2 separate regions of the Homo sapiens genome follow, and region 1 is linked to region 2. The links are chromatin loops, found by intact Hi-C in ENCODE. Cell type or tissue: PC-9. All regions are shown on one strand.

What was found. Hi-C counts contacts between places; a loop is a spot of excess contacts. Peaks named below come from ENCODE experiments on the same cell type or tissue, not always from the same donor. Only the 100,000 strongest peaks of a DNase experiment are listed, where the experiment ranks them.
Region 1: it touches region 2 in a loop (8-fold over the local background); 16 of 110 quality-filtered maps call a loop at or near these places.

What each region holds. Positions count from the first base shown.
Region 1 is chr4:46,831,966-46,836,965 of GRCh38, reverse strand. The region is part of intron 2 of COX7B2 (cytochrome c oxidase subunit 7B2); the gene reads left to right. Among named protein-coding and RNA genes, the nearest start is that of COX7B2, 75 kb to the left of the region's middle. In PC-9, no CTCF peak of the experiment used is centred here; no DNase peak of the experiment used is centred here.
Region 2 is chr4:47,943,583-47,948,582 of GRCh38, reverse strand. The region is part of intron 6 of CNGA1 (cyclic nucleotide gated channel subunit alpha 1); the gene reads left to right. All of the region lies in intron 1 of LOC101927157 (a long non-coding RNA gene), which reads right to left. Among named protein-coding and RNA genes, the nearest start is that of NFXL1, 32 kb to the right of the region's middle. In PC-9, a CTCF peak has its summit at 2,533; no DNase peak of the experiment used is centred here.

The sequences.
Region 1 (5,000 bases), 1.1 Mb after region 2:
TAGTGTCAATATATATTCATGTGCCGCATAACGATGTTTCAATTAAGGGTAGGCTGCATATGTGACAGTGATCGCATGAGTTTATAGTGGATCTGAAAAATACCTATTGCCTAGTGACGTTGCAGCTGTGGTGAAGTTAGAGCTGTTGTGACATTGTAACAGTCATAATGTCATAGTGCAATGCATTACTTACCTTTTTCTGGTGATGCTGCTGTAAATAACCCACTGTACTGTCAGTCATAACAAATCTATCACATACCATTATATACAGTTCATTATACTTAATACCAAATAACTATATTACTGGTTTATATGTTCACTCTACTATGTTTTTTATTCATTATTTTAGCTTGTGCTCCTTCTTTTTTTTTTTAAAATTTAACTGTAGAACAGCCTCAGGCAGGTCATTCCATAGGATATTCCAGAAGAAAGCATTGTTCTCACAAGAGATGACAGCTCTATGTGTGTTACTGCTTCTGAAGATCTTCCAGTGGGACAAGATGTGGAGATGGAAGATAGTAATATTGATGATCCTAACTCTTTCTAGGTCTAGGCCAATGTGTGTTTTTGCATTTTAGATTTTAACTACTTTAAAAAAATATAAAAAAAAAATTTTTTAAATAGAGAAAAAAACGTATAGAATAAGGATATAAAAATATTTTTGGACAGTTGTACAGTGTTTGTGTTTTGAGCTAAATATTATCACAAAGGAGTCAATAAAGTGAAAAAAGTAAACACACAGTAAAATGTTGCAATAAGCTAAGGTTTATTATTGAAGAAAGAAATTTTTAATAAGTTTAGCATAGCCTAAGTGTACAGTGTTTATAAAGTCTACAGTAGTGTACAGTAATGTTCTAGGTCTTCACACTCACTCAGCACTCACTCACTGCCTCACCCAGAGCAATTTCCAGTCTTGCAAGCTCCATTCATAAGTGCCCTATAAAGGTGTACCATTTTTATCTTTTATACCATATTTTTACTGTACCTTTTCTATGTTTGGACATGTTTAGGTACATAAATCATTACCCTCGAGTTATAGTTGCCCACAGTATTCTGCAAAGTAACTTGCTGTGCAGCTTTGTAGCAGACGAGCAGTAGCGTGTATCATATAGCCTAGATGTGTAGTAGGCTGTATGATTGAGGCTGTGTAAATACACTTTATGATTTTTGTACGTTGATGAAATTGCCTAATGATGCATTTCTCAGAACATGTCCCCATCATTAAATGGCACATCACTTATTTATATTTTTTCAGACAGTACACATTTTCAAAGGCTATTGAAAAAGCTTGTGGCTCTAAGAAATAAATGGACCTATGTTACTTTATGCATTGAATGTCTAGGTTGATAGTTGGCTGTTCTGTAACATGCTATATCTTACGCAGTTTTTTCCATTGAAAACCATTTTCACTTCTGTTTCACCAGGAGGACTAGGCCTGCTTACTGTCCCAAAATGTAGCCGTCAGACTCTTCTTCCACCATGATTCTCGAACAGTCTGCCTTATTAACATGTGTGTGTGTGTTTTTGAGGGGGGACTTGTTTGCGTATCTCGTAACAGTTACTGCATTTTTTTTTTCTGATTTTAAAAGCAACGCATTTTCATTTTAGGATGTTTACGCACTAGAGAAACATTCAATTTGCTAACTTTGCTATTATAAACAATGTTGCAACATATAGCCTTGTGCCTACCTTTCATGTCTGTGTGCAAGTATTCCTGAAGTTAAAACTAGGTGCATTTGTAATTTTGATAGATGCTTTCAAATTGTCCTTTATGTCATGCTGTCATACACATTACATTCTCATCAGCAGTGTGTAATAATCCCCCTTTTCTTACATCATCCCCATCAATATCATAAGTATTACCAGGTTTTTGAGTCTTTATCAAACTACTAGGGAAAAAAGGTCTTAACTTTTATTTCTCTTATTATGATTGAAAGTTTTTCTTGTTTAAGAATTACTCATATTTCCATTTTTATGAATTATCAGTTTATATAATTTGCTTCTTTTGCTTTCAAGGGATTTTTTTGTTTTGAAGTTTGGAGACTTGCACATTGCCTAGCATATTAGTTGTCAATATTTTTCCAAGTTTGTGTTTTGATATTTTTCCTCTGGAGTTTTGTCATTCATTATTTTTTAATGTGGTTTTGTTTTTGTCTTTCTGTTTATGATAAACAATAGCTTCTATGTGAGATTATTTTAAAATATTTCCATGATTTCTTTTAGTAATATTATGCACACTCTTCATATTCTATATTTAAATATTTGATTTATTGATAATGTATTATATTGGACTGATAAGGCAAGATAACAATCAAGTGAAGAAGAAAGTGTCGGGGAATAATTATAGTAAAATGCTTCCAAAGAAAGTTGGATAAAAGCATTTAAATGTTTTTATTTGTTTTCTGAATGGTAACTTAGTTGCCCTAATGTCTTTTATTGAAATATTCATTTTTTTACGTGAATTTGCTATGCCATGTTTATCCTATACACAATTTCCAAATGTGCTAGGGTTTATTCGCAGAGTTTTTAATGCTATTGACATTATATCTTCATGCTTAGCACTATACTAGTTTAGTTATTCTAGCTGTAAAATGTATTTCAACATTCGAGATAGATACTGTTTTTGTGTTTCTTTTCTTGTCTTTTTTCATCAATTTCACAGATCTTCATTCCTGTTTGTATTACCATCTGAACTCCAGAATCAATGTATGTACTTCTCCAGAAGAAGACAAAACTTGTTGGTATTTTAAAATTGGGATCATACTATATTTATAGTTTGACTTAAAAATAATTGTCATCTTTATGCTTAGTGTTTCTATCCAAGAATATGTATCTCTGGTCACAATTTTTATCTTTCAATCATTGTGATGTTTCTTCATAAATAACTTACATAAATCTTTTCAGATTTTGTTGTTGTTGATTTAATTGCTTTTGTTAGCTTCTCATTTACTCCCATTATTCTCCCAACTCTTCTTTACACTCTCTGTGACCTTGTTTTCTCAGTACTACAGTTTATAGCTACATCTTTACATTCTTGTTTTGAACTGGATCTTTACCTTCAAACTTAAATGTTTTTCATAGAATTCCAATTTGCCAACCCAACAACATTTCTGTCAACCCACCATATCTTCATTCCATATTTTTTTTGCACACTTCTTTTTTTTGCCTTATCTGTAAAGATTAATATTTACAAAAGCTGAAGTTTCTCACAATTCACTTATTCTGTCATCCTTTTTCATATGGTTTCTGCTCCCACAACTGTTAAAGTCACAGTATTATGAAGTGACATAATGGTCTCATAGTCATCAATTCCCATCAATGTTTCTCTCTATTCATCTTCCTTTCCCCAATACTTCTTATTGCCTCTGCTCTCTTAAAACACTCCTATAGATTTTTCATTGAGTTTCTCTGAGTTTTACTTTCCCTTTTGAATCTTACATCAAAAAGTATATGAATGCTAGTAACCTGCATTTGGGCTATACTTTTTCCATGCTTTCTCCATTGGAATGTCATATTTCCTATGAGTTCTGCATAGGAATTAAGCATACACCTCCCAAATTTATATCTCTATTTCTAACCTCTTTTCTCATTCTAGTTACATCCTCTTGTTTACATTTTCTTTGGTGAGCCATTTGTGAAAGATATATGCTCACTTTTTAATTGTAAAGTTGATGCCAGGACATACTGTGTTAGTTCTCACATTGCTACAAATAAATATCTGAGGTTGGGTAATTTATAATGAAAAGAGGTTTAAATGGCTTGGTGGGGCGCGGTGGCTCACACCTGTAATCCCAGCACTCTGGGAGGCCGAGGTGGGTGGATCACCTGAGGTTGGGAGTTGAAGACCAGCCTGACCAACATGGAGAAATCCCGTCTCTACTAAAAATACAAAATTAGCCGGGCACCGTGGTACATGCTTGTAATCCCAGCTACTCGGGAGGCTGAAGCAGGAGAATCACTTGAACCCGGGAGGCGGAGGTTGTGGTAAGCCAAGATCACGCCTTTGCACTCCAGCCTGGGCAACAAGAGCGAGACTCCATCTCAAAAAAGAAAAAAAAAAAGGCTCACAGTTCAGCAGGCTGTACATGAAGCGTAGTTTTGGCATCTGCTTCTGGTGAGGGCCTCAGGGAGCTTACAATTATGGCAGAAGGCGAAGGGGAGCTAGTGGGTCACACGGTGAGAGCAGGAGTGAGAGAGAGTGGGGAGGTCCCAGATTCTTTTGAACAACCATATCTTAAGTGAACTAACTGAACAAGAATCCTCTCATCATCAAGAGGATGGTACTAAACAGTTTATTAGGAATCTGCCTCCATGCGCCAATCACCTCCCTCTAGATACCACCTCCAACATTGGGAATCACATTTCACCATGAGATTTGGAGGGGTCAGACCTCCAAACCATATCAGTTAGCTAGCCAGTTACCTCAGTTTTAACTTTTACCTTGTCTTTAAATATGCCTATGGAACTGGTTTTTGCCAGTGTATTGGGAACAGAAATAATATGTGACACTTTTAACTTGATGTTGCTTGAAATTATGTGTGCTTTTGTGTCTGGAATTGGTGGGTTCTTGGTCTCACTGACTTTAAGAATGAAGCTGTGTACCCTCGGGGTGGGTGTTACAGTTCTTAAAGGCGGCGTGTCTGGAGTTTGTTCCTTCTGATGTTCAGATGTGTTCGGAGTTTCTTCCTTCTGGTGGGTTCGTGGTCTCACTGGCTCAGGAGTGAAGCTGCAGACCTTCGCAGTGAGTGTTGCAGCTCATAAAGGCAGTGTGGACCCAAAGAGTTAGCAGTAGCAAAATTTATAGCAAAGAGCGAAAGAACAAACCTTCCACGGTGTGGAAGGGGACCCGAGCAGGTTGCCACTGCTGGCTGGGGCAGCTTGCTTTTATTCTCTTATCTGGCCCCACCCACATCCTGCTGATTGGTCCATTTTACAGAGAGCTGATTGGTCTGTTTTAACAGGGTGCTGATTGGTGCATTTACCATTCCTGAGCTAGACAC
Region 2 (5,000 bases):
GCCGTAGCTTAATGTTTAATGGAACTCTGGCATTCCCTGGCAGATGCATCACCCCTCTGGAAGCCAGGACCTCTAGATCCATAGATCCTTAAGTTGCAAGAATGGGAAACATACCTTTCCTACATTTGTCACCCCTACTTAGACCCCATAGTTCCCAGACCAATGCATTCTATACAGGCATAGAGAACCATACAATGATCATTGTTTTAGCATATATACAGTATCCTAGAGGATGGCACCTTTTCTTCCTAGAGTATAAACTCTATGATAGCACTTCAGCTGTGGTTTCAAAAAGTCCCTCCTTAACTATCATGTCAGTAGCTGACAAAGGTGTGCAGCTTATGATAGGACCACTGGATCCCAAACTCAGGTTCCAATGCCACATTTTTTTTTTTTTGCCTTAAAGTGGGTCCTTGGTCCAAAGTGATGTTAAGCAATATTTCATATATAGTGATCATGCTTCATATGCCCCTAAATAATGGCACTGGTCAAAGCCCTGTGGCAAAAAAGCAAATGAATAGTCATAATATATGTCAGTTCTTATCAATATATTTGATGCCCCTTCCATGGTGTCAGGAGTCCAATTTAGTTAACTTGCCATCAAGTGACTGATTACTTTCCTCAGGAGAAAGCACTGTTTTGGAGTCATAGCATTGGTCTCTGTAACAGGCATGTTCACTACGAGCAAAAAACAGACAAATAAAAACAAAGATTTTCAAACTTTGTGCTCACACTCATAATATGTCCATTCAGTCTGCCTCTTCTGAAATATTTTCCCTGATCTTTCCATCGTTTTCCATCCAGGTCCCTGACCAACCAGTCAAGGCATTTGTGACTGCCCACGAGTCCTTTTACACATGTATATTCTTAATTTGGGCTATTTCTTTTTCCCTTTTTTTTTCTTTTCTTTTTTGAGACAGGTACTCACTCAGTTGCCTGTGCTGGAGCGCAGTGGTGCAATCTTGGCTCACTGCAGCCTCCATCTCCCGGGATCAAATGATCCTCCTGCCTCAGCCTCCCAAGTAGCTGGGATTACAGGCGTGAGCCACCACGCCTGGCTAATTTTTGTATTTTTAGTGGGGTTTCGCCATGTTGGCCAGGCTGGTCTCTAACTCCTTGGCCTCACGTGATCCTCCCACCTCAGCGTCCTAAAGTGCTGGGATTACAGGCTTGAGCCATCGGACCCAGTCTGGGCTATTTCTTTTTCCATACAAACTAGATGACTGTATACTGCTTGAAGCTGTGCCATTGGGGAAATTAACCTCACACTTTCAAGACCACCTCTAAGTGAGGCTGTGGTGCAGACACAGACCATTTTGGCTTGCATCCACATTCTAAACTGACCCATCTATGCAACATGCTGTATCAGCTCCTTCTAAAGAACCCCACATATGACCACAGGTGGGGGCTGATAAATAGGTGCTGAGTGGAAAATGACATAGTGGAAAATAAATGGAAATTTCCAACGTGGAAATGACATAAAGAAGGGTACTGAAGGCCGGGCATGGTGGCTCACACCTGTAATCCCAGCACTTTGGGAGGCCGAGGCAGGCAGACCACCTAAGGTCAGGAATCGAGACCAGCCTGGCCAACCTACATGGTGAAACCTCATTTCTACTAAAAATACAAAAATTAACCAGGTGTGGTGGTGCACGCCTTTAGTCCCAGCTACTTGGGAGGCTGAGGCAGGGGAATCACTTGAACTGGGAGGCAGAGGTTGCAGTGAGCCGAGATTGTGCCACCGCACTCCTGCCTGGGTGACAGAGCAAGACTCCTCAAAAAAAGAAAGAAAGAAAGAAAGAAAGAAAGAAAAAGACGAAGGGTACTGAGCCACCTGCCTGGGCAGCTTACTTATTTGCTCTGATTCATGCTCAATCCCAGATATCTTACTTCATCATATGACGGATTGATACATTATGAATTGTTGTTTCTGACAGAATCCATCTCATAATGGGCATTCTTTTTATGTCCCATGGTTAGGTAATCCTATTTCAGGGCCTGACTAACAGAATGCCATTGATGCAGATATAGTGGACTAATGTGGTGCTCTGAGAAATGTCCACGTGATCCAGGTCCCTCAAGGCTGTCATGACAGTAGGAAAGAAAGTTAATATAGCCTTGGAAAAGAGTGTAGGTGTGTACAGTTTGTTATCCCCTGTGAGTATGAGCTATGTCTGATCCTCTTTCCTGATAGTAATGAAAAATGACATTCACAATGACTGACCCAGAACCTTAGGTATGCAGTGTATATCAAGTGAATGCATTGTTTTCCACATATGACACAGCAGCTGCAATTGGGGCTACTACTTGGTTGATTTTGCAATTGTCTATTGCTATCCATTAGGATCCATTTGGTTTTTGCAGGGGTCTGATGATGAATTATGTGGGGAAATGAAGAGCGATCACCACCCCTGCATGCATTAGGTCTTTAAGGATGGCATTTCTTTTTCTCCCCAGGATGCAATGTTGCTTTTGGCCAGAAGGTGGGAAGCAGCTTAAGGGCTTCTCCTCGGTCTTACACCTCTTTCCTCACAAGCCAAGGAACTAGTGGGGTAGGGGTGGGAGTTGTGCCGATGACCAACTATATACATTTCCCTTTTGTATTCAGGAATTATGTACATTACACTTATACATTTAGGAACTGGAGAAATGATCACAGAGTGGGTCACTGTGTTATTTTCCACATAGGACATGTCAGCTGCAATTGGGGCTACTACTTGGTTGATTTTGCAGTAGTCTCTCTGCCATCCACTAGGATCTATTTGGTTTTTGTGGGAGTCAGATGATAAATTACATGGGGAAATTAAGAGAGACCACCACTCCTCCATGCATGATTTTATACAATTATATACATTTCTCTTTTATATTCAGGAACTTATATACATTCTACTTTTATATTCAAGAATTACATACATTTCACTTTTACATTTAGGAACTGGAGAAATGATCACATAGTAGTGGGTCTGTGGACCCAGTGGGAAACACCATAAGTCATATCTCATCCAGGAATCTATTATTACCAGTCCATCATATGCCCCTCAAGTTTAACAGGGGGCCACGATGATGCTTCAATCCCTAGGTGTCAACATCAACATGGATCCTGTGCCAAACAGTCTTCAATGTATCTAAGTATTCTTTTTTCCCCCAGAGTATAGTGATCTAAGTAATGGTCATAGGTTCTTTAGGAGAAAGACCAGGGAAATCGTTACTGGAATATGTTTGTCATACTGTTGCAGAGTCTTTCTTCATGGGTCTTGGCTTCTCCTCTAGTCATTGGTTTTAGGTCTAAGTACTGGCTTAGGTCTAAGTACTGGCTTAGGTCTGGAACTGTTCAAAGGATTCTGATTTTTTTAAAATTTAAATTGTAATGAATCAATTTATTTTTTGAGATGGGGTCTTGCTATGTTGCCCGGGCTGGTCTTGAACTCCTGGGCTCAAGTGATCCTCCCGCCTCAACCTCCCAAAGTGCTGAGATTATAGCCATAAGCCACCATGCCCTACTAGGATTCTGATTTTTTTGATGGAGTAAGTTGCCCTCAACCTCCTAATTATTCATTCCTGATTCATTTTGGTTGTATACATTAAATAATACCCTAACTAGCTAACAGGCTTCCCATCTGTCTAGGAATACTATATTCTATTAACCTCCTCCATAGCTGTCTATGGGTTAAGACCCTTGGTTACCATCCCCACCTTAATGCTCATTATAATTACTGGACCAACCTTACTTCTGATGGGTAAGCACTGCCATTAGTCTCAGTTATTTCTAGATCCTATTATCCCTATTGCTCTCAGAGAACTCAGTTCTGTAATGACATTTCCCACCATCAGCCCTGGCCTACAGAGGATAGTACCACTGAACTTCTCAAAGCTGATAATATCCCTCTCACCAGCCCATTCCACATCACTTTTGCATCCTTTGAGCCCTCTTTGGGAACATAATTAGCTGGTAGGCTATCTTCCAAACAGTGTATCCACTTCAAGATGCCACTTTTCTGAGTCTTTTGATACCTTCCTCCACCATCTGCCATGGTGTTAATGTTTATTTCATTTTGTGTGGACCATTACCTTTTTCCAGGTTTCCAAGAGCCATTTGAGTAGTGTGTCGACATCATCCTTCAGGATCCATGCTAGGCTGTCAAATCTTGAATAGAAGTGTACTCCCATAGCAGTAAATTCTTCCTTATCCAACTTTATTGTTCTGTCCCTGTTTGTACGTGACCATCTTAGATGTTAAGCCTCACCTCACTTGTCAATCTTATCTTCCATTTCTTCTTAACAGAGGCTTTCCACTTCTGTTGGGTCATTCTTACCCAGATTGAGTCCATTGCACTTAGAAATTTTCCTGCTCTAACATCCTCTCTCTTCTTCTCAACTCCAAGTCTTAGTGATACTTTGAGGCCTAGCTTTAGAACTACTTCCCTTTAAAAGCCTTCTCTGACTATCCTAGTGGTAACAAGATGCCTGTTCATTCATGTCTGGCTAATGAAATTTCCTAAGACTTCTGAGCTGACAATGGCAGCCTGCTATAACCCTAGGTCTGTCTGACTTCAGAATCTATTCCCCTGCTGATAGAGAAAGCTAATCATAGAAAGAGGCACTAGTTACACAGTCTCCACTCAAGAAGAAATTGTATGTGGAAAAAGGTGGCCTTAAATCTGGTAAATTATTCTAATAACTGAGATTCCACCATATTACCAGACAGCTTGTTGATTACTCATGAAAAATGACTTCAGTCAGGGTTATCCCCTCTAAAGAAAATTGATGGCATTTTCTTAAAATTCTGAATGATTTTATTCAAGGATAAATGTAAATGATGTCAAGAAGCTTAAATTTTAAATATTATTTTTAATACATTAACACTTTCGAAGAACACTCTTGGGGGGCTGTTGTTTCTTAAATTTTTCTCCTTGGTTTTATGCCTTTATTCATCTCCATTTGTTTCTATTTCCCAAATCTATTAGCTTAGAAGTTCTTGTTTATTATCTGGATAATTGTCT